Linked DNA regions of Mus musculus: all the other regions are linked to region 1. Evidence: chromatin loops called from intact Hi-C (ENCODE). Cell type or tissue: left cerebral cortex. All regions are shown on one strand.

Evidence for each region. Peaks named below come from ENCODE experiments on the same cell type or tissue, not always from the same donor. Only the 100,000 strongest peaks of a DNase experiment are listed, where the experiment ranks them.
Region 2: it touches region 1 in a loop (5-fold over the local background); 4 of 42 quality-filtered maps call a loop at or near these places.
Region 3: a loop joins it to region 1, with 9 times the contacts of the local background. A loop is called at or near these places in 8 of 42 quality-filtered maps.
Region 4: it touches region 1 in a loop (5-fold over the local background); 3 of 42 quality-filtered maps call a loop at or near these places.
Region 5: it touches region 1 in a loop (7-fold over the local background); 4 of 42 quality-filtered maps call a loop at or near these places.
Region 6: it touches region 1 in a loop (4-fold over the local background); 3 of 42 quality-filtered maps call a loop at or near these places.

Annotation. Positions count from the first base shown.
Region 1 is chr13:81,780,316-81,785,315 of GRCm38, reverse strand. Cetn3 (centrin 3) reads right to left here and starts at 2,069. Exons shown (of 5, transcript NM_007684.4): 1 at 1,959-2,069; 2 at 540-675. The coding sequence starts at 1,975. In left cerebral cortex, no CTCF peak of the experiment used is centred here; DNase peaks (open chromatin) are centred at 318, 665, 1,627 and 2,117; H3K4me3 peaks cover 2,496 bases; H3K27ac peaks cover 2,758 bases.
Region 2 is chr13:82,936,764-82,941,763 of GRCm38, reverse strand. No RefSeq gene overlaps it. Among named protein-coding and RNA genes, the nearest start is that of Gm33073, 180 kb to the left of the region's middle. In left cerebral cortex, no CTCF peak of the experiment used is centred here; DNase peaks (open chromatin) are centred at 2,003, 2,150, 3,653, 4,492 and 1 more place; H3K27ac peaks cover 4,798 bases.
Region 3 is chr13:81,655,731-81,660,730 of GRCm38, reverse strand. Lysmd3 (LysM, putative peptidoglycan-binding, domain containing 3) reads right to left here and starts at 2,925. Exons shown (of 3, transcript NM_030257.1): 1 at 2,795-2,925. In left cerebral cortex, a CTCF peak has its summit at 2,790; DNase peaks (open chromatin) are centred at 1,927, 3,024 and 4,024; H3K4me3 peaks cover 2,077 bases; H3K27ac peaks cover 1,390 bases.
Region 4 is chr13:82,294,565-82,299,564 of GRCm38, reverse strand. No RefSeq gene overlaps it. Among named protein-coding and RNA genes, the nearest start is that of Gm24295, 250 kb to the right of the region's middle. In left cerebral cortex, no CTCF peak of the experiment used is centred here; a DNase peak (open chromatin) is centred at 2,242.
Region 5 is chr13:83,712,076-83,717,075 of GRCm38, reverse strand. Gm52046 (a long non-coding RNA gene) reads left to right here. Exons shown (of 2, transcript XR_003950632.1): 1 at 1-298; 2 at 950-2,144. Among named protein-coding and RNA genes, the nearest start is that of C130071C03Rik, 6.8 kb to the left of the region's middle. In left cerebral cortex, a CTCF peak has its summit at 1,905 (motif pointing left); a DNase peak (open chromatin) is centred at 1,884; H3K4me3 peaks cover 3,266 bases; H3K27ac peaks cover 4,093 bases.
Region 6 is chr13:82,302,139-82,307,138 of GRCm38, reverse strand. No RefSeq gene overlaps it. Among named protein-coding and RNA genes, the nearest start is that of Gm24295, 250 kb to the right of the region's middle. In left cerebral cortex, no CTCF peak of the experiment used is centred here; a DNase peak (open chromatin) is centred at 2,890; H3K27ac peaks cover 910 bases.

The DNA of each region.
Region 1 (5,000 bases):
AGCACTCATGTAAAAAGACAGGCCTGGCTGCAGGTGCCAGTGACAGAGGTGTGTTGATTGGAGTGACCCCAGAGTTCACTCTCTAGCCAACCTAGTTCAGAAGTACTGAACTTCCAATTCAATGAGACAGTCTGTCTCAAGGCAACAGTGTTGGAAGGCACACAAGGCCGTACTCTACACTGCACATGATACACATGGAATGTACAGGTCTGCACAAGCAACAAGCATAGGCCACAAACATCGTGTTTTAAAAAGCTGAGCTATATACCATCCCACAGAGGAAAACAGCAGTGGGAAGAGCATGCTAAGGACTCTCCCTTTAACTGGGTGAATGGAGAAGTTACACTTTCCATCATTACGCACTTAAATACAAGGTTCTACAAGCCATATTCTGTTTGTACTGTTTTCTTGTACCACCTGTGGGTGGGCACTACAAACAGCCTCACAGTTCCGAGACAAGCTTCTAAAATAGACTTTAAAGCAACAGTCACAAATGCAATTGAGTTAAACAAAAATGGGTCTTAAAAGTCCCCTGTTACCTTTAATTCATGATAATCTATGGCTTGGTCTTTGTCGGTATCAAACAGCTCAAAAGCATCTTTAATTTCTTGCTTCTGTTCTTCAGAGAGCTCTCTTCGTTTTTTCCTTTTTGTTTTGTCTACTACAAGCTCACCTCTAGGACACAGAAAAATGTCTTTAGGCCACTTTAACCCATCTTAGGACAAAGATTCATTTTCTAAATTTTAACAAAGCAGAGTAGCCTGGCAAATAAAGGAACTGCCCCTAAATCAATGTCCTGTAGTCAAATGTACTTTTATAAGAGAAATCCTAAACAAAGTCAAAAGCACCGAAAACACCATACATATTATTCATGTCATCTACCAAAAATAAAGAACAAAACAATGTCATCTACCAAAAATAAAGAACAAAACAATCAACCAGAATAGACTTGATTTTGGACAGCTTATAAATTCTCACAATTACTACAAAAAAACAACCATAAAACTTAAAAGATTACTTTTGCACTGTAAGCTCAAAATGTTTTTAGATTATACATTTGTAACACTGCTTTGTGGTTTTATTCCACTGATATTAGCCAGGCAAAATATAAAAGGGTCTAAACATTCAAATACTAGACACCAAAAAAAAAAAAAAAAAAAAATCACAGCATCTAATAGTCGTGCTTAAGTCTACGTGATGTTTAAAAGTGTTTTAACTCTCACTTAACATGTAAACGATAGGTTAAACGTCTTAAAACTCTGGAGAAGCTTAAAGAAAAATCTAAAAAGGGCACTTGGATCTGAAAATGTCTGCCTTCAAAAGCTGCCAATGCAAAAAGCGGTCCAAATGTGTAAACGAGGATACAGCACGTGTATCCGCACGTTCTAAAAGATGGAAGCTTTAAACCTCAAACCCTTGAAACTCGGCTAACTAACTGCTCGCGCTATTTACGTCTGGACGCCGTCGGGCTCAGGGACGCCGGCCCAGTGGCCCACGTGACCCCGGCTGCCCCCACTCGCCACACCCCCACGCCAGCTCCCGCCTCCTTCGTCACCCTGCGGAGCCAAAGGGGCGGCGCGGCGCGGCCCGCCCGGGGCACCTTTAACTGTAGATGGGCAAGGTGAGGAGCCAATGAGGGGAGGGATGGACGGAAGTGAAAGGACGGTGTCACGGAAACGAGCTCCACCCGAGACGCCTAGAGCACAGCGTGCCTCGGGGCCCGGGGAGAAAGGCGAGCGCTCCTGCGACTTTCCAGGGGGAATCAGGCAACCAGGGCTGAGTCCCGCAGTCGCGTGAGGGAAACCTCGCGAGACTTCACTCGGGCTGCGGCGGTGCCCGGAGGCGGGAACCGCCGAGGTCTGGTGCTCGGCGCTGGGCACCCGCCCCCGACCCGGTCTCCCGTCCACACCCGCCCTGGCCCTCTGGGGGGACGGAGGCACGGCCTCCTCGTTACCGACCTCAGAGCTAAACTCATTCTCTCTTCCGACAGAGATGTTCCACTCGGGGACTTTACCACGGGAACCGCTCAACAGCCACCAACCTCCACGCCTCGGGGACCACCCACCAGACAAGTTTCTGGGCGCGATTGGCTGAAATTGCCAACAGCCGGCCTATTGGGGCGGAAGCGTCGCTGCTCTTCTTTTTTCATTGGTCAGCATTCATGTCAATCAAGTACACATTTTTTGGCCCTGGTTGTCAGTCTGGCTCCCTGGATTGGCCAGGTTCTTTCCCGACTCCCTTGCGCGCGTATTAGAGTCACCACGCGAGACTCAGGCAGGCAAGGCGAGGCCCCACGCGTGACATGCACGGCGTCGACCGAGGGAAGGGAAAAGGCCAGCCCAAGCAGCCTGCTCAGAACGAGGGAGCAGTTTATTGGGGAACCAGGTCTGCGAAAAGATGTACAATTTTAGGTGGCCGGTGCACCTGAGAAACTTAAATCTAAAGGCGACATTCTTTATTCTTAGTTCAGTGAGGACCAAGCTAAGCGTTCTCCCCCGTACATCTCCCAAGTGATTTTAAGGCAGGCTGGATTATGGATTAGGCTTCTCGTTTTGCTGTTTTGTTAGGTCATTTACAATGAGACTAGCCAAACCACCCTTTTCTTCTGTGCGATTGGAAATGTGTGCTTGCTTCTGCTTCTCATTTTCTAGTGCTATAAAGTGTTTATGTGCGTCTTATCTTCACTGCCCACCAAGCCTCTTAAAGTTTACTTAGATCATCAGACTGCGAGCGAGACTGACTGTCTTCAAGGCCAGGGTTCTGTTTACACGAGTATTTGTACCAAACAAAATATCTGGAACTTAGGTGCTCCATAAATATTTGATGCATAAAATGAGGTATTATTGTGGAAAACTTGGAAACTACTGAGCTAACCTGCAGTGCTTATCGGTATAAATACAATAAACTGGGGCTAGGAATTAGAAACGGCAAATACTGTATGTAAGCTTATATGTGAACGAAGGACGCTGTGTAATTGGCTATGCATGAGTTAAGCTAGAGTGTAGATAGGAATTTGGACAAGTAAAGGATTGGGATAAAGCTAAAAAGTAATAGCTAAATGATAGCACTCCCAAAACCAAAGTAGAAAAATGTTGAAGAACTCAACTGGGCATGGTGCTACACATGTTTAATCCCAGCACCCAAGAGACATGTAAGCAGATCTTTGAATTCTTTACATTGTGAATTGCAGGCCAGCCAGGACTAGTAGTAGACCCTGCCTAAAATATAAAAATTAAGTACTTTTACTAACAAGTTTAAAAGGAAATTAGGCCAAGCAGTGGTGGCTCACGCCTTTAATCTCAGCACTTGGGAGGCAGAGGCAGGTGAATTTCTGAGTTCGAGGCCAGCCTGGTCTACAGAGTGAGTTCCAGGGCAGCCAGGGCTACACAGAGAAACCTTGTCTCGAAAAAACAAACAAACAAACAAAAAAAGGAAATTAGATTACGTCATATGTATACTAAAGAACACTAGTGAAAAAAAAAACTACTAAAATTTTAAGATTGTAAAACCAAGCCTAAGAAGAAAAGTATTAAATAAAGGTGAAAATAAACCATTTACATGGAGATGTTTGAAACAAAGGACAAAATAAACTAAACTAGAAGGAATAAATTACTGAGAAATAATATAATGAGATTTTTTTTAATGGAACTTTGATAGAATTAAAAAGCTGGTAAAATATTCTCATTTAATATGAAGAATTTTCTTGAAACACATAAATTTCACATTCTTCTAGGAAGTGAAATAAAGAAGAAATTATTACTTAATACTTTAAAAGAAAGTTTTGCTTAAAAGTATTTCTCATACAAGCCTGATGAGGGAAGTTGTATTCTCCTGCCTTGCAACCCCACTGGAAACCCATTGTGAAAAGAGAGAACCAACCTCAAACAATGGTCTTCTGACACCACACGCGTGCCATGGCTGTGGCCCACATGCACACACACAATAATTATTATAAATTTGATGCTTCTAATACATAGTTAAATTTAAATTATTTCAAAGAAAATAAAAGTAACTAAAAGTGACCAAAAGTTGGAGAACTGGATTTGGTCAATATAGACAAAAGTAATCAAATAAAATTCTGTTTCTACAACTAAAACATATTTGATCCACTTGGATTTTTGTGCAAGTTTTTTTTTAAGATTCTTGAGCTAATTTCCGTGCTTTAAATTCAACGCATGATAATTATAATTTTTATTTTGTAGCAAAAGTAACTAGCAAAAATCTTCAGCATGCTAAAAACTCTTGCAGACACTCAAATCCATTGGTCTTTAGCTGCTTCTCCCACCTTCTCTGAGAAGCTATTAAGACAACTTGCCTATCCTGCTGTTTTTCTTTTAAAGTCATAAAATGGCCTTCAAAAAGAAAAGTGGGACCCTCAATCGAACAAAGGCAGGGAACTGATTTGGAGTAACAGTCTCAGAAAGCACACTCATCTTCAACAGCCTCCAGAATGGGGGATGGCATCACTTATACCTAGGGAGGAATTGCAAGACCCTAAGCAAATTACTTATACAACGCTATACCTATATACCTAATCTGGAGAATGTTTTAGCCTACCAAGCTTATAGGAATTTGTCCTAGAAGCAATATTATTTTGTTTATTAGGTATTTTCTTCATTTATATTTCAAATGCTATCCCAAAAGTCCCCCATACCCTCCCTACCTAGAAGCAATATTAAATGAAAACATTTCACAAGTTGTGATGGATTATATATGCTTGGGCCAAGGAATGGCACTATTAGGAGGTGTGGCCTGGTTGGAGTAGATGTGTCACTGTGGGTATGGGCTTTAATATCCTAGTCCTAGCTGCCTGGAACTGAGTATTCAGCTAGCAGCCTTCAGATGAAGATGTAGAACTCTCAGATTCTTCAGCACCATGCCTGCTTGGATGGGGCCATGTTTCCATCTTGATGATAATGGACTGAACCTCTGAACCTGTAAGCCAGCCCCAATTAAATGTCCTTTATAGGACTTGCATTGGTCATGGTGTCTGTTTACAG
Region 2 (5,000 bases), 1.2 Mb before region 1:
ACATGGTGTGTCAAAGTGTTACAGTTTCCACATTTCTAGACGCCCAGGTCCAAGACGACATTGCATAATGAAGGGAAGGGGTGCAAGATTTTTAGGAATGAATTTCAATGTAAATAGCAATCAGTTTTTCTCTCCAGCTTCCAAGAACGGGGTGCATCAGTGATGCACTATGTATCCTGTCCTGGATGTTGCTATGCTCATGGATTTAGGCACTTTTCGAAAACATGGAGAGGGCATTAATGGCACCGAACAATTACTTTTTAAAATTCTGTTCTTTTTTCTTTCTTCATTTGCGTTCTATCACAAATTCATCTAAGCATACAAATCGTTGTTTCTCATTGGGGAGTTTATCTGCCAAAATTTTATTGCTATAGGAAATGTATGTCACTTTGGATTATCATTTGGCGCTGTTGAAGCCAGAACAGTATGAGCTTCAAACTTGGTTTTTAAAAAATCTAATTAGTATCAACTGAAAAACAAGATCCCCAAAGACATTTCTTTCTTACTTTTCCTACTACAAAAGATGATTGGTGATAAAATTACTAATTTGTGAATTTTTTTTGCTTAGACAAAACTGTATTTGACACATTTAAAGCATATTATTTTTTACTAATATACACATTTTCTTAAACTGTGCTTTAAAAATGGGGGAAATTAAATTAATCGAAAAGTTTGTACTGGTTAAATCCAGTTAGTATGGGCTGGAATGAATGAAAATAGAATAATTGAAGGCATTAACTCTTCCAGTAGCTCTCCAGGTAAACCTGGAGAAGATGGTAATCAATAAGGAAAATTTGCTAAGAATTATTTGCCTGTTAGGTTTTTGAGTGAAAGAAATGCAAAGATAATATAGAAAATCTGCACTGTGTGATCAAAATTCTTTTTTTTTCCTTTAGCTACTTTAAATTCCAGTGGGCAGGCATATGCAAAAATAGTAACTGGAATTTTCATCAAAATTAGTAGGAAATTGTATTTCTAGATACATGTATACACATTCACATGTGTATATACATCCATAATAACATGCCCACGTGTAAAGACACAAATGAACTTATCTAGAAGCTATGTGGAAACTACAGAGGTAAACTAGTACATGAAATCATGTACACTATGAGAACTGACTCACCTAGATGTAATACAACCACCATCAACCTTTTTCATCCCCTGCAAACACAGTCCACACAGTCTGCAGCGCTTCCTTTGCAGGTTTATTTCATGGCCTGTGAAACATAAACCAGAGATGGATAGAAATGATCATTGCTTTATTAGGAGACTTCTCAGAGCAGAGAAGCATAGACGAGAGATGAAAATGTGAAGGAATGTCACTGCTCAGAAAAGAAAAGGAGCAAAATGATTCAAGAACACGTGGGAAATTATCACCATTCCATAGCATCTTAGCATTTGTTAGTACATTTCTGACAAATGAACACTGTAGGGTAAAGATCATCTTTAAAGGGTAAAAATGTTCAGGGAAGAAGGATGTGATCCTGGATCTATTTTAAAGAAACTAGAGAAATAAAATATTACCAATGACTAAAGTGTTTAGGAAAATCTATTATAGGTCATGAAACAGTGAATCTTTAAAGCATTTTTTCTTTTACTTCAAAACTTAATAATATGTTTGTATGATAAAATATTGAAAATCATTTTAATAGTTGATAGAATCAAACTAGCTAATTAGTATCTCTTTGCTATATCTTAACATTATCTCATATTACTAGTTATTTATCTTTTTTTTTTTTTACTTTTGAGTGTGTTTGTTTTTGCATAACACAAATCTTATACCATTATCACATTCAAATAAACAAAACTGTCTTTAAGCTGGAAGTTTTGTGTCATAAATTTTCTCCAGCAAATTCTCCTGTAGAGAAATTCTGAAGAGCTTCAATGAATTGCTGTCACAGACTGAGCAATGCAAGTTTAGGAACTGCTTGCTACTGTGATGTGTGCTCAGAGATCAGTGGGTACAGCGTGTATGTATGTACACAGACTTTCTCCTTTTTGCCTCTTACCAAATTAGATACCACTACTTTATACCCATAGGATAAAAATGCTGGGATAGGCAGACTAAAATAGTGATTGCTCACTGACAGGGACAGAAATCAATCCATTTGATCCCCTCTGATCACAGAGAAGCCATTGGCCCTCATAGTCTTCTGAATGTGAGCACAGCTAAGTTACTGCTCTCTACCATACAGAATCTTGTCCAAGATTTGGCTTACTAAGTCAAAGTGAGCTCACGTCTTTACTGAAGTCTTTATGGTATTGTGGAATAAGAGTAGACTGGGGCTGGAATTCACCTTGAAATTATGTGTCTTTCATGGTTCTCCTTGGATTCTTGCCTTTCAATACAGCATGGTTATGGACCCCATCCCCATCACAAAGTTGTTAGTGATGCTTCAGAATTCTAAGATTCTCATTGTATTTTAAGTCTTCTTGCTAAGAAATGTGATATATCTCTTTAAAAATATTTTTTTATATTTCTCTTTTTAATCCGTATTAGCTACCTGACATGTGGACTCCTTAATGAGAGTCCAAGACAAGAAAAACAGTTATGAAAACTAAGTGAAAATATACTGTGGAGTTTAGTTAATCATGATGTAGCAATATCCGTTCATTAATTGCAACAAATATACCATACTAATAAAGGATGTTAATAATGTGTTAGATTAGAAAATCATTTTTAGACATATTTCTTTTTATTCCTACTTTCTCTAGAAAGTCTTTGAGAAAAAAAATAAATGCATCCAACAGACTTATAAAATACTTGCTTAGGTGCATTGTATTATACTGAATTTGCAGATAATTTAAAAGTAGAGTGGTCTAAATGGAACTTACTAACTGCATATTCTTTCAGCAGTAGGTCGGATAGTAGAATGACTTTTAGGAAGATCCCTACTGCTAACGACAGGTGTATACATAGAAACAAACTCATTCACTCATATATTGCAATTATAAATGCTACACAGCAATACACATATGCACTTATATGTGATTATTAAAAATATTATAGTGAAACTGCCATACTAGCAAACGTCTAGCAGTATTCAGTTCAACTGTTTGCAGACATCATACTGAAACATTTTGAAACAGGAAAGTATAAATCTTACAAATATTTTTAATAGTCTTTTGTATCCGCATTCCTGTTTGTGCTATTAAAGAAATACTTAATAATATATAAATCAATGTACATGTAACCTTTACCTTTGTGAGTGGACAAATCATGTGATCTTATAAACATAATAGGAACATACTGAATAGTTAAACTATTTAATTGAGATTTATCTTTAACTCAGTGCATTGCAAGTTGTCTTTATTTAATGAGTCAATATCTTTTACTCCTCTTGCTCATTTGTGTGAAATATTATTTTATCATTGCTTTGTAACTATCACTAATATCTAAAGTGCATATTTATATCCTGATATATAAATATAATGGGCTGTCAAGTGTAAATGTCCACGAACTACCACTTGTGGGGAACAGTCTTATATTTTTGCTTTCCCAAACACATTTTTGGTCCCATACTCTGACTGAGAGTCCATGTTTCACTCAAACAGAAGTCTACCCTGATATTCTGGTCCATTACATAATTCTCAGAAGCTGGGAGAGAGGCATTTGCATCATTTCTGTTCCCAGATCTGTTCAATATATACTTCCAGTCTGTCATGCCTGAAATTAATTTTTTTACAATCTGGATCTTTACTATATGCTAAAAATTCAGTACAAAAAAGGACTTCCTTCTGCAGAGAGTATGTAAGCCAGAACATCGTGTTCCATCTCTATAATGAAACGCACAGTTCCAATCAAAAGGCAAATTTTTGTTTCAAAATGTTTGAAGAGAATAATGCTTTAAAGAGTTTCAAATAGTTACTTTACAAACATGAAAAGATTCCTATCGTGGAATGTATTTTGACCTAGATCATATAATGTGTCGTAAGCTGAACAACTAGTTTATTTATTGCTATTTTTCCCTCCGTTTTTCATGTTTCCAAGTAGGGAAACAAACGTGAGTAACCTCAAAAATAGTTTCTCTCATAACACTTGCCCAACCGTCTGGCTGTTAAAAGGTAAACTAGCTGTCAATGTGTATCAGTGGCTTTTAAGCAAATTTACACACCATTTTGACATTTTAGCCAAGAAACTTTGAATCTCACTTTAAAATTGTGTTTTCTATTTTTTTTAAAATAATCTCTCTTCTTAGCTTTTTCAAAACATTTAAAGAAGGATAGCTACTAAGGCACATTTCAATACCAGAAAAATAAACCATGATATCATCAAAGAAAAAACAAAATAGCTTGAATGACCTGGTAAACAGTGTCCCTGGAAAACACTTTTGCTGTTGTAAGAAATGGTTAGTCACACGTGTGGGTGAACTTCCTGACTGTAACGGCCACAGAACAGGACTCTTGAAGAGTTTCCTCTCCATCAGCGACTTTTGTCCATGTCATCTTCTTTTCCTCTCTCTCCATCTCCCTTTGCAGCTTTCATTTTAAATTACAAAACAGGACACTTTTGAGCCTTCAGCACTATGTAGCATTTGACATGGATCCAAAATTCAAACTCAGACCTTCATGATTTGCCAACACCATAATTCTTTCATTGTCTGCAGGGCTGTTGCTTCTCTTCCCCGGAGTTGGCTTATGGTATGCGTACAATGGGACAAAACTATCACTAGTATATTTTGGCAAATGTGGTATATTGGATGATGTTTGCTTCATGTTCTTGGCCATAAATATTTGATGAGTGGGTGTAAATATTTGTCTTTTACAATTTTCTAATCTTAAATAATAAAAGGACTAATTTTATATGTGTTTCTTAGGATATATCTACTTTTCAAAATATTGCTATAAATAGTCCCTTTATGGTCTCATATAAAATATATTTAAAGATCTTTGAAATTGTTTTTGTTCTAGGTTTCCATTTTGCCCATTAGCTTTTTATTATTATTATTTATTTATTTTGCTTATTCCTTTGAGAATGCTTTTTGCTTCAGGTCAGT
Region 3 (5,000 bases), 120 kb after region 1:
ACTCTCAGCTCCTCCTGCACCATGCCTGCCTGGATGCTGCCATGTTCCCACCTTGATGATAATGGACTGAACCTCTGAGCCTGTAAGCTAGCCCAATTAAATTTTTTTTTATAAGACTTGCCATGGTCATGGTGTCTGTTCACAGCAGTAAAACCCTAACTAATACAGTCACTATCAGCACATCTTCATCAATTTGGTCCAATTCTCATTAAAAAGAGACTGGAACCTAAAACAACTGACTTCTCATTCAGTACTGGCTTCCCCATTATTATCCATGTAAGAGTAAGATGGAGTAAGAGGGGCTTTTGCAGATAAAACAAAATTCAAACTCCAATGTATCTCAGTCATCAAACAAGAAGTTAAAAAGTCTCCACAGCTAAATATAGTACCGTTCTCTTACAACCTGGAGGACAGAAGAGCTGCACAGAGATGGGCTTTGGCTATTTTTCGGGTAGTTTTCTTTGTCGGTTTGACCGAAACTAGAGTCCTCTGAGAAAAGGAAAGGATACTTCAGTTGAGAAAAGGCCTCCATCCGAGGAGCCTGAGGGCAAATCTGGGCGTTGGGGGTTGGGGGGAACTGAGATAACATTTTCTTAATCAATGACAGATATGGAAGAGCCCTCTGTGATGCCACCTCTGGGCTGATGGTCCTGGGTTGTATAAGAAAGCAGGCTGAGCAAGCTATGGAAAGCAAGCCACTAAGCAGCATCCTCCACCACGGTCTCTCAGTGCCTGCCTTGGCTTCCCTCAAGGATGGATGGAGATGTATAAGCCGAAGAAACCCACTGTGGTAGTTTGTATATGCTTGGCCCAGGGAGTAGCACTATTAGAATGTGTGGCCCTGTTGGAGTAGGTGTGTCACTGTGCGCATGGGCTTTAAGAGTCTTATCCTAGCTGCATGGAAGCCAGTATTCTGCTAGCAGCCTTCAGATGAAGATGTAGAACTCTCAGCTCCTCCTGCACCATGCCTGCCTGGATGCTGCCATTTTCCTGCCTTGACTTACTGGACTGAACCTCTGAACCTGTAAGCCAGGCCCAATTAAATGTCCTTATAAGAGTTGCTTTTGGTTATGGTTTTTATCACAGCAACAGAAAGCAAACTAGGTCAATCATAATAAATTCCTCAAAGACAGCAGAACAAATGTTAAACACACAAGTGTGTTTATCTCAGTGAAGATAACATCTTCCAGCAAACTTGGAAAAGCAGTGCGGGGGGTGGGGAGGGGGAGGAGAGAAACCATCAAAAAATTATGCATGGATCCTGGAATGCAAAATGGGTTTAGAAGGATGGATGAAAAGAAACGAAAACTAAAATAAAAAACAAACAGACAAGGGAGGGTGGCAGGAGACAACTAAAACTCAGACAACAAAAAGATGATATTCTCTATGTAAAAACATACCTATTTCATTTCATAAAATCCAGCCCTTAAAATCCAGTTTCTGACCTTGCTTTACAGGGACACTGTATATCTTTAAAAGTTGAAAAGTCTCTATTTAGATAATTTATTAACAGCTATATTAGTAGCTTGCTTCAGCTGCTCCCACAGGGGCTAAACTATTGCCAAAAACCACTCCAAATTTGACAGATCCAAGCTAAATGAGAGCCACGTTTCACATCTCAGTTTAAAGTAAGGAGCACACCTGTTTCTACAAGGACGCTTGCACTCCCTTATCTAGGTCTTTTCTAAAAACAAAATAAAAAGCCCACATCTTAGATGTAGAGGATGTCTGTCAGTTTTGTGGAACCAGTAGCAAGTTGCATACATACATACATGTACTACCTCAGGAAGTATCTGTTTCAGATCCTCAAAAGCATCCATCAAAAGCAGAAAAGATTAGATCTAAAGCAATGCATATGGGTGGTTACGTTGCCTTAGGTATGCTATCCCTCTAAAGCGCTCTCCCTCCCATTCTTAGTACAGCTCTCTGAAATTACTGACTAATACCCAGAAGCCATTTGAAACAATGTGTTCTTCTATCAGTCTTTCCCTCACCATGTCTTAATCAGGAATCAAAAGACTCCCGTCTTCGCGCATCTGTCTCTATTCCTCTAAAATGACAGGAAAGCAAAATAAACAATCTGGACACTACGGTCTGACTGTTCATCTGTAATCCAAGTGCCAAGCTGCACTTTGGCCCAGTAAGGTAATGACATGTCAATCTACTAAAGATTAGAAAGTACACGGAATCAAAGCCATCAGCCTCAATTCTCTTTACCTCTCTGAATTATCTATGGAATCTATGGCTTCAGAAAACTAGAACATGTTGCATACTGCACTGCTGACAAACGTCCTGAAAGTGATCATCAATGGGTATCGTGAGCATGTTTTCATCCACCCGGTCTAGACCGGAAAGCGACCTCTCAAATCCCTAGGTACTACATATTAATTGCTGCATATTAATATTTGGTCTTGACCTTCGGCAGGGAGCAAGAGAAGACTCACAGGGCACAAGCCAGTTCAGCACTTAGGACAGAATCACCCCGATCCTATTCTCCAGGGCCAATTTTAAACCTAAGCAACAACTGCAAACTTCCTCCCTCTTCCATTCCACTCGCTTTTATTTTTATTTTTCCCTTTCCTCCGGACGTCCCCCGCAAAGATTACATCTCTGATTTCTAAGTCGCCGCGTCAGACTGGGACGCTTCGGAGCAGATGCTAAGGGGACAGGCAGAATGGCCCGGAAAGGGCTGCCCAAAACCGGGAGGTAAGAGTCCTTCCCGAACCGGGGACAGCGCCCCACGGTGACCCCCCGATCGACGTCCTGCCCCGCCCCGCCCCACAGCCACCGTCACCTGTCCTCTAGCAGGGGCGCGGCGACACGGTTATGTCCTCCACCACAGCCGCGGCCCCGGAGACGTTCATGACCGACTCTAGGTTCTCCGGTGTCTGGGTCCGCTTCTGCCACCGTCGCCGCCGTCGCCGCCGTCCCCGCCTTCCGCACCGACAGCCGCCGCCACGTCCGCAAACCTGCGGTGCGTCATCGCGTAGAGTAGGCGGAGGTGCGAGGGCGCGGGCGGAGGCGGGGAACCCAGAACCCCGCGGCCAACCGCAGGCCCACGCCAGCACGCAGGCGCGCCGATGCGGCCGGGGCGGGGCCTGATTTCAGCCCCGCCTCTAGCCCCGCCCGTCCGGGGGCCGCCGGGCCGTGTTGGACTCCTGCAGTCTGTGAATCTAAACCCAACGGGTCCTCCTGGCTAAGAAACGTACTGAGCGGAGGGCATGCTTGAGGAAGAGCCAATGGAGAGCCGCTGTGCATTTCTTAATGCTCTGTATCTGGCACTTTCTTCTCGGTGGGGCAGAAGAAAGCAAAAACACTGGGCCGTGCTTTACCATATCGAACGAGCCCTAGAGCAGCAAACAAGACAGGCAGAGTGCCTTGGGTCTGTAGGTCAGCAGAGTGAGCCACCTAGCCAAGCTAAGCTCACAGTGCCCTGGAGCTGCACTTTGATGGGACAAAGTTGTCAACAACTTGTAACTAACCTACTTGGATTTGAAAATTAACAGGACGCCATTGGTGTTGCACTATCTATGGCAGTGAAATAAATACCTCTCTTCTGACTTTTTTTTTTTTTTTTTTTTTTTTTTTTAGAAATTTGCCGAAGTGGTAAATACAGTGTTTGTATTTATGCGAATGATGTATGACATTTTAAAGGTGCACCTGGTGTTTTGTGCTGACGACCGACAATGCACTTGACTAAATGCTTACCCATTTAGGTCAACATTGCCTAAAGACGTACCACACTTTTCTTTACAGTCCGAATACTTAGTAATTATAAAGCCTTTGGAACGCTGTTCCAATTTCCAAAGGGTTTTTTGTTTGATTGTTTGTTTGTTTGTTTGTTTGTTCTGTTGGTTCCTTGGTCGGTTGGTTTTCTGAGAAGTGCCTCTGCAAGGACTGGGATTTTACTTACATTGCAATAAGCGCCTTTTACTTGAAAGGACAAGGCACTGTGCTGAACAATGCTACAAAGAACTCCAGGCAAAGACAACCGGGGAAAAAAAAGTTTGCCCAAGTTATTCTTTGAGCTCTTGCCCCTGTGACACCGCTGTCTGTAACCATTTATCACGGAGACATTTTCTCATCAGGAGACAAAGGATATATTCCGTTCTTGATGTGTAGGGCCTCGGCTGTTCAGGCCTCATGAATGTTAATGGAATGCAACCGTCTTTTTGCAAGTAGGTTACTTTTCTTATTTTAATGTCAATAGGCCATGGAATCCTTGGGAGAGTCTGAGGGAGAACGAATTCCAAGCATTTCTTCAGGACTACTACCTGTTTGCTTTGAAGAAACATCCTACACGAGATCTGCAAAGCTTTTGAATGATTGTTTGTATCTAACTAAAATCGAGTATTTGTTTACCAAAAGGGCACACTATGTGTATATTTTATTATTAGACTATACAAAAGAAGCAGTTAGCCACGAATGTTGGCTGAGTTCCAGAAAGTTGGCCGGTAAGAACAAGTATTTGTCTTTGGAAAAGAGGGTGTTCTCAGCAATCCGAAGGCCAAAAGTAGTAGGTTTTTTTTCAGATCTCATCTGCTATGTTGTCCGTTAAAATTGTTCAGTTGAGAAGTACATGATTCTAGGAATTTGTAGTTTTATAGCTAACATTTAGACTGAGACAGAGTAAATGCAGTGTTGTAGAGAGTAAATTGATACCACTTGTGAGGAGCACTGTTTGCTAAAATGCATTAAAATTAAAAATAAAGTTAACTAGGGTTTAACTTTGCTTAGTACCTGCCTTAAATTCACTGACACATAACACTTGAATCAGATTTAACAAATAAGTTTAGGAATGTTTATCAGATTAATGTCAAAAGGAAAAACAATCAGAGTGCTCCTCAAAGGAATAGCAGGATCCTTTGACTTCCTTAAAACAATATAGTACTTGATCAAAAGATTTAGATTCCTCTTTCTTTACAGATTTATTAATAAATTTGTCTCCGAAAAGGAATATGTACGAGAAATATATTCCAGCCATTGCAGATTTAGTTCTT
Region 4 (5,000 bases), 510 kb before region 1:
AAACAATACAAGGGTATCTATAACATATATTATCTGCTCTCAAATGTTGCCTACTCTCACATGCAAATATCTCCTTCATTCTCATTTCCTCCCACAGTAGTAGTTTGCATTTGTTACAACTGAAGGACCTATACTGACATGTCACTATCACCCATAGTGTACGTTAGTGGAATCTGTATGCTGTGCTGCAAAGAGTATAAATACATAGACTCACCTAACTATTTCGGTGACCTGAAAATCCACTGTACCTGCCTGCTTCATCTCTCTTTCTACAACTCCTGGGGAAACAGTTATCTTTTCAATATCTTCTTAGTGTTTCCATTGGTTGGTTGGTTGGTTGGTTGGTTGGTTGGTTGGTGCTATTTCTTGAGATAGGATGTCCTGTAGCCTAATTGACCTTTAACTTCACTATGTAGCTGAGAAGGTTGATTTATTGATTCTCGTGTCTCCAGTACCCAAGTACTAGAAATGCAGGCATCAATTAAGCATGTTGCTCTGACCACAATAATTTTGGCTTGTTCCAGAGTACCACATAATTGCAGTCATAGAGTACATATCCCTCTCAAGTTGTATTCTTTGATTTAGTAGTATAGAAATTTAAATTTTCTCTTTATTCTCTCAAGGCTTTAAAACGAGTTTTTAGTGGTAAAAATATTTTACTATCTAGTTATATTACAGTTTATTAAACTACCTACTGGAAGACTTTTGATTATCTTCTAAGTTTTGGCAATTATGATGACAACTGTTAGAAAGATGCATTTAGAAGTTTCAAATAAATGTTTTCAATTCCTTTAAAACAAGGCATATAATTAGTTGATCATATAGAAAGAGTATGTTTAGGTTTTTAAGCCATAGTCAAAGTATTTGAAAATGCTGTGGTGAAACTCAATATTTTTGCTTATAAATTAAAATTTGTAAAAGTGAAATAAGAAATATTGTTTTAAACCCAAATGAAAAGGATCCAATTTCTGTCTCTTGGGTTTTTCCAGGCATCTTACAGAGTGGCTGTAGTTCACCTACCAGCCAGCACAGACTGACACTCCATCGCTTTGTATCCACCAGTGCTTAATATTATCACTGCTCTAGATTTTTACATAATAGTTGTGTAGTAGTACTCCATCCTAACTGGCATTTTGATAATGGTATGTGAAAAGGATGCTCATTTGCCAGCCATATATCATCTTAAATGTAGAAGTCTGTTAAAATCTTTAGCCCACGTTTTAATTGGCTTGTCTCCCTACTGTTTAATTCTAGTTGTTACTTCCATGTTTTAGAAAAAATGTTCATCAGATAAGTCTTTTATGAATATTATTCTTAATGTGGGCCTTATTTTTATGTTATTTTGACAGCATCTATTACAGAATGTGAAGACAAATTTAATAACATTCAACTTAATATTCATGCATATATCATAACTCTGGCATTAATTACATCTATAAAATTATTGGCAAATGAAGTACCATATATATTTCCTCCAATACAATATTTTCAGTGTCTTATACTTTTGAACTTTGCATTTACACATATGATTCATCTTGAATTATTTTAAGGGTATAGTGTCTGTGTTAGATATATTTATTAACTCGTTGGCTGTTCAGTTAGCAAAGCATCATTCACCAGTCTCTCCTATATTATGCTGTCCTTACATTTGTCAAGGATGTATTGTTGACTATATTTACATGAGCCTTCTCAAGGGTCTCCAGTATGTTCTGTCGATCTGTTTTCAATTATTTTTCATAGATACCATACTGTTTTGACTACTATAATTTTATAGTAAGTCCTGATGCCATGTATAGAAGTCATCTGCAATACACATTTCAAGGCCTTTTAATGGATGAAGGAATAATCTATACTGATATACCCTGTGCTCTGCATCTTCGTCTCCCATAATTGCTTCTATGTGCTACAAACAGAATAATAGGAGAATTGGGTCAGTTTGCAACCATGAAACAGAGAGGGGACTACTCAACCTCAAGAATAGTTATAGCATCATTGAGAAAATGGTGTATTAAATTTCTAGAGCTAACCATTCAGGCAAGATATTGGAAAAAATGTAGGTGGGTCAGCACAGGCTTTTGATACTTGATATGTACCAACCACTCACTGTGACACATCCTAAAAATGCCATAGAAGAGTTTACACAAATAGAGAGTGAATATGAAGAATGAAGGTACCGATTACATCCCACATTTTAAAACTTATTCATTATTAGCATTGTGAAATACCTGAAAAACATTTGTGATTTCTGTATGACTTGTTTTAGTTTTAACAAAAATTCTGCGTTGGTGTTAAACAGATTTTCAACCCTCAACAAACCAGATGGCTAATCCAAAATTATTACATGAAATATGAATAGCAAACTAAGAACTGTACTCTGCTAAAAGATAATGAGAATTTTTTAACATTTACATTTTTACCAAATACCTTATATTTCTATTTCACTGATATCTACTTTGGAAGTATAACAAACCCTCCCAATAATAATTACCAAATATCTATATTTAGGAGAAAGTAGAACATGTGTATCATAAATAATAGCAGAAATTCTTATTTATGGATTGCCTGTTTTGCTAGTTATAGACATTTGGTAATTATCTCCAAATGTTGGCATGTAAAAAGGTGTTTATACAATTTCAAAAATGCATATTGCTTACCAAATAGGCTGTGTAATAATTATATTTTGCAATTGAAATCCATAACCAGGTACGTTAGAATAGGTGAGTCTCAATAAAAGGAATGTATATATTTCAGCATAGTGAACACAATTTTTTTATGAACATCTGAGACAGCTTTGTCTATGACCGAGAAATTACTTACTAATCCAATAGTGGTCCCAAGGTAGAATAAATTTGGCCTAAAAGACAAAATGTTTACTGATCAAATATTATTTTTGTACCTTGGCACAAAGAAGTTCATTAATTCTGCATCACTTGGTCTCATGTAGCTTTTAGTTCTGACTTATTGCCTGATTGGCAAGGAAACTTCCACCAGAGAAGGTTTAGCATAACCTGGCCCAGAAAGGACTTTTTTGGCTCCTCACCTGCTATAATGGTTGTCTGTCCCTTTGTCTCTCTGTCTTTCTGTCTCTCTCTGTCTCTCTCTGTCTCTCTCTCTCTCTCTCTCTCTCTCTCTCTCTCTCTGTCTGTCTCTCTGTCTGTCTCTCTGTCTCTGTCTCTCTGTCTCTCTCTGTGTCTCTCTCTGTGTGTGTCTCTGTCTCTCTCTGTCTGTCTCTGTCTCTCTGTCTCTCTGTCTCTCTGTCTCTCTGTCTCTCTGTCTCTCTGTCTCTCTCTCTCTCTCTTTCTCCTCTCTCCTCTCTCCTCTCTCCTCTCTCCTTTCTTTCTTACATACAGAAACCAATACAGGCAGTAGCTAGAAGATTTACTTGGTTCTACGTATTTTGAGTCTTGCCAAATCTTGTCAGTTATTATTTTAAACACAGAAAGGCACATGCAACACAATCTACTTCACCAGGTGACACCAACAACGGTGATAGCAGCTGTGACTTGGACAATGGTACAGACCAACTGGCTGATAGTGATGAAAGTGAAGTCGCTAATCTAAAGCTACCTTACTTGTTGCCAAAGTGGGGAGGTGGTGTATCTCAGCATGTTGCTAATGAGAAGCAAAAGAGAAAGATAAAGGCAGTGCCAAGAGGTGTAAGATAAAAGAAGAGAGATAATTAAGAGGTAAGATTTAAACTTCAAATGTATTCCAAAAATTTTAGCAGTAAGAATAAGGATACAGGCCAATTTGAATTAACTATTAACATGGATTTGACAACTATGCCTGAGATACTTAGGAGAAAACCATATCACAGTAGAGTAAAAGGAAGAGAAAATAAGATCAATGTGAGTAAAAGCTTAGTTAACATAACAATTAAAAGAACTGTCAAAACTTGCAGGATAAGTTAGTGTGACATATTTGTGAGTTCTCAGCAGGTTTTAAAGAATCCTTTTTTCCTCTATATTAAATATTTTTACATATTAATTCATTCTATGTAGTGAAATGCAATACAATGTACTATATAATTAATTATTTATTGAAGTACCATTGTCTTCCTCTCTTACAATGACTCAGTTCATTATTGCTGTTATGCTTTACTGTGTGTTTTGTTACTGTGGCAGTCTTCAATGAAGGATGCCTTGGGAGACCCACTATAATGACCTCATATTGATACATGACACTCTTCTTTTTCCAGATGCTCACTTGCAATGAATTTTTATGATGTGCTACCCTAAAATTTTCATTTATCAGTTAGTATTCAAACAAATATAATCAAGGTGTCATATGAAGGGAATTTACAGATATAATAATTAATCAATAAGCAGCTAACAGGTACAAAGATCATCCTGGACAAGTTTTAATCGGTCATTAGAAACTTCAAGAGCAGAGCACAGGCATCCATGTGGAAGGAAGCAGTGTTTCCACATATCGACTGGCTGGCTTTACTTTCATTTTTGAGAAGTGACTGTTTATTGATCTCTGTTTATTACGGTTTCATTTTAAGTTCCTTATGTATTCTAAAAGTTAGCCCTTTTGATGTATAACTGTCTGTTATTTCCTCCCCTTCCCCTTTCCTTCCCTTCACTCTGTTGTTTCCTTTGCTACAAAGAAACTTTATAAGTTCATAAAACCCCATTTGTCAGTTATTGAAACTATTTCCTGAGCTATTGGAATTCTCTTCAGAAAGTGCTTGCCTATGCCTATATAGTAAAATGTTTTCACTGTTTCCTTATGGCTGTTCTCAGAGTTTCAAGTCTTAAGCTCATGTTTGTAATTCACTGAGAACTAATTTTTATACATACGAGAGATTATTAGATAAAAACAGCAGCAAATGAAAGAAAGGGTTGTTGCAGTCTTAGGGAGACTCATACTCTGCTAGCAGGACCACAAATGAGTACAGCCTCCATATTATGCTGCTACACTACTCTTGGGAATAGACCCAAAGTAACCTAAGTTAACCACCAAAGATGTCTGCTCCTCCTTGTTTATTGAGGCAA
Region 5 (5,000 bases), 1.9 Mb before region 1:
TCCCAGGGCACTTTGAGCTTGGCCGCCATTTCACTTGTTCTTTTCCTTCAAATCACACCTGCTGCCACAAATCCGGGACACCTGACACCAGATGTAGTCAAAGGGAAAAGAAAAAATAAAGCCTCGCCCTCCCTAATTCCCTTTGGTAGGAGCCCAGGTCACCAAATCCATTACATAATTCCAGCTCTGGCTGACACCTGTGCCAGGACTGGAGCGGGGTCGGGTTGCAACGCCTGTGCTGGGACTCTGTCTTGGCCACAAGGTTGCCAAAAGCAAGTCGTGGCAGACCAAGTTTGGGGTATGTATTCTCTTTTATGACTTAGGTTGGGCTGGCTCCTGAGGGGATGTTTCAAGGATCCTCCCATACCTCAGTTTAGGGTTATGAAATACAAAATGATGTTTCAAACCCTCGGAATTCACTCGGGCGGTGTCCGAAGTCCTTCGGTGTTCTAGTTTCTGCGAACTTCCCGATCTCCCCCTCCCACCTCAAGAAAAGTGGATTTTTTATTTGCTGCGGGGGGGGGGCACTTCTCCCGCATACCCTAATCTGCGTTCTTTTACCCCCTACCCCACCCCGCTTCCATACTATCGATGTGCACTTTGTTGGTGCTCATGGCCTAGCGCATACATGTAGTTAGAGGTCCGACTGGGGTCCCCCTTTCCCCTGAAGGCGGACAATGCTTCATTAAGTATCTGCCATTATTAGTCCAAGAGAAGCCTTTATTCCGACCACAAATACGCATCGTTTTTCCGCCCGTGCCTGAAAAGTTTGTGGGAAAGGAGGTCGAATGCCCAGGTCTTCAGGGGACCAGATAACGAAAGTCCAGTTCCTAAGCTACTAGGAAGTTCACAGTCCGCCTCCCCGTGCCTACTAACTTTCAGCGCAAAAGATCTCAAGTGAGGCAAATCTTTAGATCAGAATAAAATTTTCCAATATTTTCCCCCGAAGGAAATTAAGAATACTTGCAGTGATCCACCACAGAACACCGCGTCAAAGGAGCTTATTACGGCGATTTACGGTTTACGACCAAGTTGGACAGTTATGTTGGAATACACTCAGGCTTCATTTTGCACAGTTCTTAAGAATTTCGTTGAGGCCTGAAGCCAAGGCTCAGTATACCCAGTTCATAGGAGGAAATCTTTTGGGGACCTTGGTTGAAAATAATATAAAATTAAAGCTAGATTCCAGATATTCTGAGGATCTCAAAAAGTAAAAATGCGCATGCAGCAAGAGTCAGAGAACTTCCCAGGACACGTCAGGCCATCTCATGTACACAGGGTCGATTCGTGGTGTGCATCCCTCATCATTACCCGCTTCTTTGCTGTTCTGTATCAAAGGACACGAGAAACACTGTCGCGTATACCCTTTTCTTCTAGCAATTTCAATGACCTCTGGGAATGTCACTGTACTCTACGCCCTTTAATAAATAATCTGCCAGTACATTCGTGTGCGCCTAGAACAGTGTAGACCAGCGACCTTCTTGTATAGCGACACGGGCTGGTGAAATTCTCTTTAAGGACCAGGATGCTGGCGGGGCCAGAAAGCACTCTGCCCAGCCTGGGAGAGCTAAGAAGTAAACCAGCCCCACAGAACCTGCGTTCTCAAAGAAAGCTTTCTTCACAGCAGTTTTGCAAGCCCCACCCAATAAAAGTTAAAGCACTATACCTTGCCCCGTGTTACTCTGCCGCCTGTTTCCCAGTTTGGACATGCTGGAAGTGTTGGATTTGGGGAGGTTTGCTTTGGCTGGGTGTGTAAGTTGTCTATATAAGCTCTGCTGCGAGTACTGTACAGAGGAACCCGCCTTGATGGACTCGGGTGTTAATTAACGGGAAGCTAATTTGAGCTCCAGGAGCTGGAGGCAGCGGGTCGAGAGGCGAGCCGCGAGGGGCCAGTGACCTCTAGTGGACAAAAGAGGATATGCAGCGCGAGTGAGTAGGTGCGCCAGCCTGCAGGGAAGAGAGAAGGGAGCTAGCTGCAGATCCGAATTTCTCCCAATCTAACGCCAGCGCCAGCGGGCCACACAAATGCACGATTTAAAGGGGCAAAGAGAAATCAGCAATAGATGTAAAATAAGGGCCTTACCTTTTCTGAAGCATCTAAAACAAGTGAATAACACACACACACACACACACACACACACAGAGAGAGAGAGAGAGAGAGAGAGAGAGAGAGAGAGAGAGAGAGAGAGAGAGAAAGAGAGCGCTTCACCATTCTTTAAGGCAAACGACAGAATGTATGCAGAAAGGGTTTGGAAAGTATTTAAAACTTTACTTTCTGAACATAGAGGAAATTTTAAAGCTTCTGTGAGACAAAGTGGTCAGATCATGAATAGAGTTCACCACACCTGTTCTTGCTTTTAGAAAATGTTCCAGCTTAACTGGATCTAACATGCAAAAGACGCTTTTTTTTTTCTTTCTAACTTCGTATTCCCCGATCAAGCAAGGCTGGACAAGATGGGAGCAACTGAAGCACAAAGCCTCTTGGCTTAAAAATAATTTACACAATGGCTTCTCCCTCCAGCCACATTTTATCAGTTAGTTAATTAGTGTTCTTAGTTATTTTGAAAAAGATTGTTAAAAGCAAACCATAAACCTTGATAATTTAGGCTGAATTCTTGTAAAAAACAAACAAGAAAAGCAAACGAACTTTTCATTTTGGCTTTCCCATTCTTCAGAATGCATCAGAGCTCTGGAGGTGGCTTTGCACCCTGCATCCCATCTCAGATCTCAAAGGCCCCCAGTCAGACTGATGTTCTGACCTCTCTCATGTCCTGCGTTTGAGCCCCCTCCCCACTTATGCTCCAGTTTTCCTTCCTTGGGCATTCTTCATAATCCCTAAGCCAAAGTATGAATTGGTGGTATTCTAAGGCACTAGGAGCCTAGTGAGTCCTGTGGGTAACCAGGTCTATGATCAATTGGGCAAGGACACCATGGTGTGCGGCGTTTCCTCTTCCAAGAAGATGATACATGTTCACTGACTAAGACGGTGTGGAACACAATCATCTTGCTGCGTTCGAATTTACCTCCAGAATATTGTTTGGAGTCCTGTCTGGGAACAACCTTGAGTGGGGGTATCTTTGGTGGAGAGTACAGAGTTTGGTCGCTGGTCGCTGGAGAAGGAAGAGAAACCGGCAGCTGAGGCTGGACAGCATTGCTTTTTTCTCGGAACTTCTCTTTGCTTTCATTGAGTTGCATAGGCCAAAGGAGCGGAAGGTCGGCCGGGCAAGGTTGTTGCTGTTCGGAGCACCTCTTAAGAAAAAGAGTGGGGGAAGGGCCGAATTTGAGAGATTAGGCGCTCCCACATCCGATGGACCGGAGCTCCAGCGAAAGTCCAGAGTATAGCCTACCCTAGGGGCTGGGTGTGTCACATCCTAGTGAGGGCAAAACTGAGAAAGGCGGGATAAAGATGAGCCCACAGACACAGAATATTTTAAAGAGCTGTATTTCTTTGCGGACCAAAGAAGACAGATTGAAAGCTGTTGAAGCGAAACATCGCGTGAAAGTCCCACCGTTAAATCTATGTCACAACAAAACATAGTGTTAACAGATTAAATTGAATTGTTAAAAAAAATCACCAGTAAATTAACCAATAAACAACTCAATTTCAAAGCACACACATTTACTTTTATGTCTACAGACATAGTGAGAATGGTACCCAGAAATACTATGTAGCATTAGAGTGAGACAAACCTAAATACTCCAGAATCAAACAAGGACCATGACAAAAAAATCCTAAAGCAGAAATAGATTGTAAGGAGTTCCTGCTTCCTGTTTTAACCTCTGCACAGCGGAGGAAGGGACTGAGTTGTCCTTGGCACCATTAAGGGGCACACAGGATGGGTCTCTCTGGATTGGCAGCAGCACACATAAGTCACCGGGACTAGAGTTAGAGAATCCACTATGCCCACGTCCTCCTTAATAGCCTGTAAAATGGAGTCCCCAGGCTTGGGCTCACAAGACTTTTGTCATTTATAGTGGCTGTCAGGATGCTCTTTCTACCCTCTCTGCCCGTGGCTCAGTGAATGATCTTTTCTGTATAAGCTAGAACTGAGCAAGGTCAAACTGACTCAACAGACCCCAAGGAACCCTCCTCTCAGACCAGAACATGCCAGGAGTGCTGACTGTACTTACCCAAGTAGTCAGCTATGAGAGTTCCTTCACAACAGCCCTTTGGTCCAGGTTGCTATCCCTGGCGCTGGTGGCCTGTGTACAGGTCATAGGGTTTACCTCTCAATTTGCAACACTTAGGAACTTAGGAACCCTGCACTGCCATTTAGGGGCTGCCTTCTCAAACAGTTGTGCTGAGAACATTCCCAGCCTAGAAAGATTTAGGAAGGCTTGTATATTTAACTCCTCAAAACTCAAAACAGGGGCAACCTTCCATCCTACCTATTCTCCTGAGGTTCTTCATCTGTGAACAGAAACTAATAATTTCCAAATATGCTCCCTGGAAAATTAGTCAAAAACAAAACAGAACAAAAACCCAAAAAACAAAACAAAACAACAACAACAACAACAACAACAACAACAACAACAACAAAAACCAAAACACAAACAAACAAAAAACCCAAAATTGAAATCCAGGAGAGTAAGACCTAGGTCAGTCCTTTGTGAGCCTGGGGCCAGGTAAGGATGAAGGCTAATCCCAGCCAGGTACTTAGAAAGGTGGCACTGTCTTATTCTGGCTCTCAGCTATTGTTTTGGGGTTTTGTGTGTGTGTGTGTGTGTGGGGGGGGTTGTTGGGTTTTTTTTTTTTTTCATTTTTGGGAGTTGAGTTACAGATTTCATGTGTGGGGAGATTTAGAAAAACACATTTGGAATGTATATGTATATGTATGTGTGTGTATGTGTGTGTGTGTGTGTTTGTGTGTGTGTGTCTGTGTGTGCATGTATATGTATATGTGTATGTATATGTTGAAAAGTCTTGCGCTCTATTTTTCTCCGGACTTGTACTCACACCTCCACTCTGACATTCCCTAAGTGTCTCAAACTACAACATT
Region 6 (5,000 bases), 520 kb before region 1:
CTGGGTGCTTTTGAAGACCCAGAAATGAACACACAAATTTATGGTCATTAGATCTTTGACAAAGGAGTTAAAACCATCCAGTGGGGAAAAGACAGCATTTTCAAGCACAAGAGATGCTGGCTCAACTGGCGGTTATCATGTAGAAGAATGGGAATTGACCCGTTCTTATCTCCTTGTACAAAATTCAAGTCTAAGTGGACCAAGGAACTCCACATAAAACCAAAGACACTGAAAATTATAGAGGAGAAAGTGGAGAAAAGCCTCAAAGATATGAGCACAGGGGGAAAATTCCTGAACAGAACAGCAATGGCCTGTGCTGTAAGATCGAGTATTGACAAATGGGACCTCATAAAATTGCAAATCTTCTGTAAGGCACAGGACACTGTCAATAAGACAAAATGGTAACCAACAGATTGGGAAAATATTTTTACCAATCCTAAATCTGATATGGGGATAATATCCAATATATATAAAGAACTCAAGAAGTTGGACTACAGAAAACCAAATAACCCTTTTTAAAAATGGGGTACAGAGCTAAGCAAAGAATTCTCCACTGAGGAATACAGAATGGCTGAGAAGCACCTGAACAAATGTTCAACATCCTTAATAATCAGGGAAATGCAAATCAAAACAACCCTGAGATTCTATCTCATACCAGTCAGAATGGCTAAGATCAAAAACTCAGGTGACAGAAGATGCCGGCAAGGATGTGGAGAAAGAGGAACACTCCTCCATTGTTGGTGGGACTACAAGTTGGTACAACCACTCTGGAAATCAGTCTGGTGGCTCCTCAGAAAATTGGACATAGTTCTACCAGAAGACCCAGCAATACTACTCCTGGGCATATACCCAGAAGATGCTCCAATGTGTAGTAAGGACACTTGCTCCACTATGTTCATAGCAGCCTTCTTTATAATAGCCAGAAGCTTGGCTTTCTCTGATGCAGTACGTATACTAGCTATTCATGTTTATAATGTTCAGATTGAACTGAGACTTTTGTGTTTCTCAACCTGACTTCTCCCAACTACCTTCAGAAGTATCCACAACCAACTCAGATGCTAAGACACCTGCTGACATAAAACTACAGTTACTGTGTCTATCCAAAGACTAGGAAAGACAGGTCATGGGTCAGGCAGCAGTGAAACTGAGCAGCACATGACAGGGCATTTTGCCTCATGAGCCTGGAAGTGCTGCTCCTCTGTTCATATGTTGACCACCCAGTTTTCACACTGCCTACCTGTCACGATGTACCAGTCAATGATTACACGATATACAACAACCACACAAAAGAACAAGTACAGCATCTGAAACATTAGCCAGGAAAGAGAGACAGTGATAAGTAGAACATAGGTACATTATCACTTAGTGCTTTCAATTTCATAGAAATCTTTTTGTTTCAGCAGCTTATTATGTAGATATTTATGATTCTAATTGTCATGTGGAACTAACAAATCTCTCTCAAACACACACACACACACACACACACACACACACACACACACACATCCTTCCAGGCATATACTCAAAACTAAGTCATTTTACCAAAAGCATTTTAAAGCATGATTTCTTTCTTCCAATTATATAGACATATTAAGGATTTTCTCATGACTTTTTAAAATTATTTTTATTATTCCATATTTAGATCTCTAATTAAATCAGGGGGATTTTTACAAAAGCACATTTCTGTAAGACCTCAATTATTTGCTCTTCCTAAATGTTTTCCATTGCAAGGATTAGAGGTGATAAATCACAGTCGGTTTATCTCCTACGGTTTCTTCTAGCACATTGTCAGCTCCCCTCTCACCCTCATGTGCATACCCCCTGCACAGTGACTGCATATGGGACAGTGTAAAGGCTGTGGGATAAGTGACACTATTAGCGCAGAGTGGTGGCTTTGATGTGTAGCTCTCGGCAGGGTTGCCAGAAGAGTGACAGGCTCCAGCTCTAATGCAAAGTCTATTTCGCATCTACTCCTTTCCCCTCTAATGGTCTCTTATTACTATTAGTGGTACAAAGCAGCCGGGCACCATGGCTGCAAAACCTACTTCTTGAGATTAGCTTCCTATTTTGAGTTCCTATTCTCTCTATGTACTAAGTTTTTATAAATAAGAACTATTAATGTATTTGAAAGCATAATAGGTATCAAAATGAGGTCACTGATATTTATCGTCATTCAAATAAAAATTATGTTACATCCTGCACCATCAACCCCTTGCCTATTTACTGAGGCATGTGGTTCTCTGGAAACTCATTGGTTTGAGTTCTGAGAATTTGTTTTTGTTTTGTAAAACTGTCTGTGGTCAGTGTTATCCTTGTCTCTCTCCATATTCCTGTTCCAAAAATTTGGTTTTGATAATTTCTAGACCTCAAATAAAATGCTAAAGATTAACATAATATCTTATATCTAAATATAAATCATACAGTGATTGAAAAGGGAGTAAAGCATCAACAGCACTTAGGATAGTAAAGTGTATTACACTACAAAGGCAAAGGACAAGTTAGTTACCCAATAAACAGTTAACCAGTAGCTTTAGAGCAGAAGCCAAACTACCCACAAGTGTGAGAACACTTTATGTGCAAAAATCTGTTAAAGGGGACTTAAAAGAACAAAAAGTACTCTCCGTTCCCCTAATTAACTTTGAAGAGTCTAATTAAGGGCAACATAAAAGCCTAAGAAGTGCTGGTTATTAAGGCATGTACTTGATCAGTGAGATGGTATTCTTGTAAACAAAGAAGCTAATTTCACCCAGCCCAAAATAAACCTCTCTGCAAATATCTCACAACATAATCATGCAGCACCTTGGGAACAGAATCCCTATCTAGTGCAGACTGCCTCTTGGGGTTACTAATTCTAGGCATTATGGCACTTGATGTGAAGATGTAATAGAGGAGAAAGAACGTCCTGATCATGTGTGCATACTCTACTCCTCACGCTCCTTTTCCTTGTCTTTAACTTGACCTGTGTGACAAAGCACTGACTACTTCAGTCTTACGTATGCAGAATTTTATCTCTAAACTGGAGGCAAGTAGGACAAAGTTAAGAACACTCATATCTGATGGGAGCACAGCATCCACTGGTCTCTGGAATACCAGGCATTGCTCTTGCTACAAGAATATAGTTTTGAGCTTTAGGTTTCGCATTTACCACTCAGATTTAGAAGGAAGAGATGGCATTTCTAAGAAAGAGAAAGAAAGAGAGAAAGAAAGAAAGAAAGAAAGAAAGAAAGAAAGAAAGAAAGAAAGAAAGAAAGAAAGAAAGATCCTGTCAGCAGTGTAAAGGCAGTTATAATATTGGAAGAGGATGATGAAATCATGTTTTTTTAAATCTCGTTTCCCTTGAGTTACTCTAAATGGAGTGAATACTAATCCCAGAATCAAAAGCTCTGACTTCTGGGAACTAACTTGACATTGTGATTCAGTGAACAGCAGTGTTTCATTAGAAAATGCAGATCAGGTTATCTTCTGAGCTGCTTCACAGAGTGCTGTAGAGATCACGCTGAAAAGCATCCCATTTCTAGTGAATAGGGACTTCTGAATTTTATTCTCTCGACACTAGCACTCAGCACAGGAGAGTATGGAGATAGACAAACTCTGGTGCTGTGTTGTAATCACCCCTACAACTATTCCTCGTACTATTTTGGTTTTAATATCCATAGGCTGCAGTGGCTGGTCCAGCCTTACACAGACATACTTATAAAACTAACCTGTATAGCTATGGTGAATGAATTGCTTCTGTGGCACCCAGAGACTTTGATTATAACATCAGCATTTTAAAAGACAGTCTTCAATAGAGGTAGCACTGAACTAACAGCCTTGAGGCAGAAGGTTGGAGATTATAGATTAAAAAAATATATATTTGGACATACAGAAACTTCAATGGGTTTTATCTTGGTGGGTGCTCCAGAGCTTATTTTCTGAACTTCCCCTAACAATGCCTGTTGAGAAGACTACTTCTCCCAGGATCATAGATTGGACACTTCTGCCTCTGGATACATAGTTCAGTGTAGAAATTACAGGTCACACAATTGACACAGATACCATAATGAAATAGCTAGGCTGAATAAAGCACCCAAGAACTGCCAAAAGAGTGTCCCAGGACTACCATTTTGAAAAAGATACCTAACTCTACTTTTGCATCACTGTAAGGCAGCCTGTAGAGGTCATACAGGCTGCAAAATATCAAACTTTTGCTTGAGAAGTAGCAACGAAGAATGTACAAACCCAGCAGAAGGACCAAGAGACTCGGCAGAAAACAAAATTGCCAGTTAGCCTTGTTTAAGCTAAGATCTATACCCAATCAGCTTCATATTTAGTATGAAGATAGTTCCATCAATAAGTATTGTTAGACTGCTCCAAAGCAAGGCTTTGTTGAGGGTTCTGCTTCTTACCTAGACATGTTGGTCCCTTACCTTGTTGATTTCTCAGTTTGGTGAGAGAATAAGACTCTTTTCAGAAAGAAATACATAAGTTTGCAGTAACTGCACAAAATTTTCTGAAAAAAAACTATTGATGAGTATGAAGAGTAGAATACGTTTCCAATCCATTGTCAAGTGTGATTAAGCATCACCTGAGATATTGTAAGCTCTGATCATAGTTTATAGAGCTGCTTCCTTCTTTATATCCCGAATCAGTCTCAAGAGTTACCCCCAATAATATCAGATGTCTCAAGAACTTTCTTTCTGGTGGAAAGAGACTCAAACGTGAGTATTTCACATGTCTTTGGTTAAGTATTGCTCTCTTATACACCATATTTATCTGAGACATTGGACTGTGGTTTTGGGATACTCTCAGAAGACCCACTACGTCATTCTTGCACAGATTAACTAGGTTCGTGATATTTGAAGGTGTGCTGACAAGCAATCACTATAGTTTGTGGCCCCTGCTTGTCTATGGCACAGGTGGGAAGGCTTACTCAGCAAACATGCATATTTGTTATCCTTTGGATTTCCTTTCATTCAGCCTAAAGATAGACGCTTACTGAGAGTACTGTGAAAGTTGTA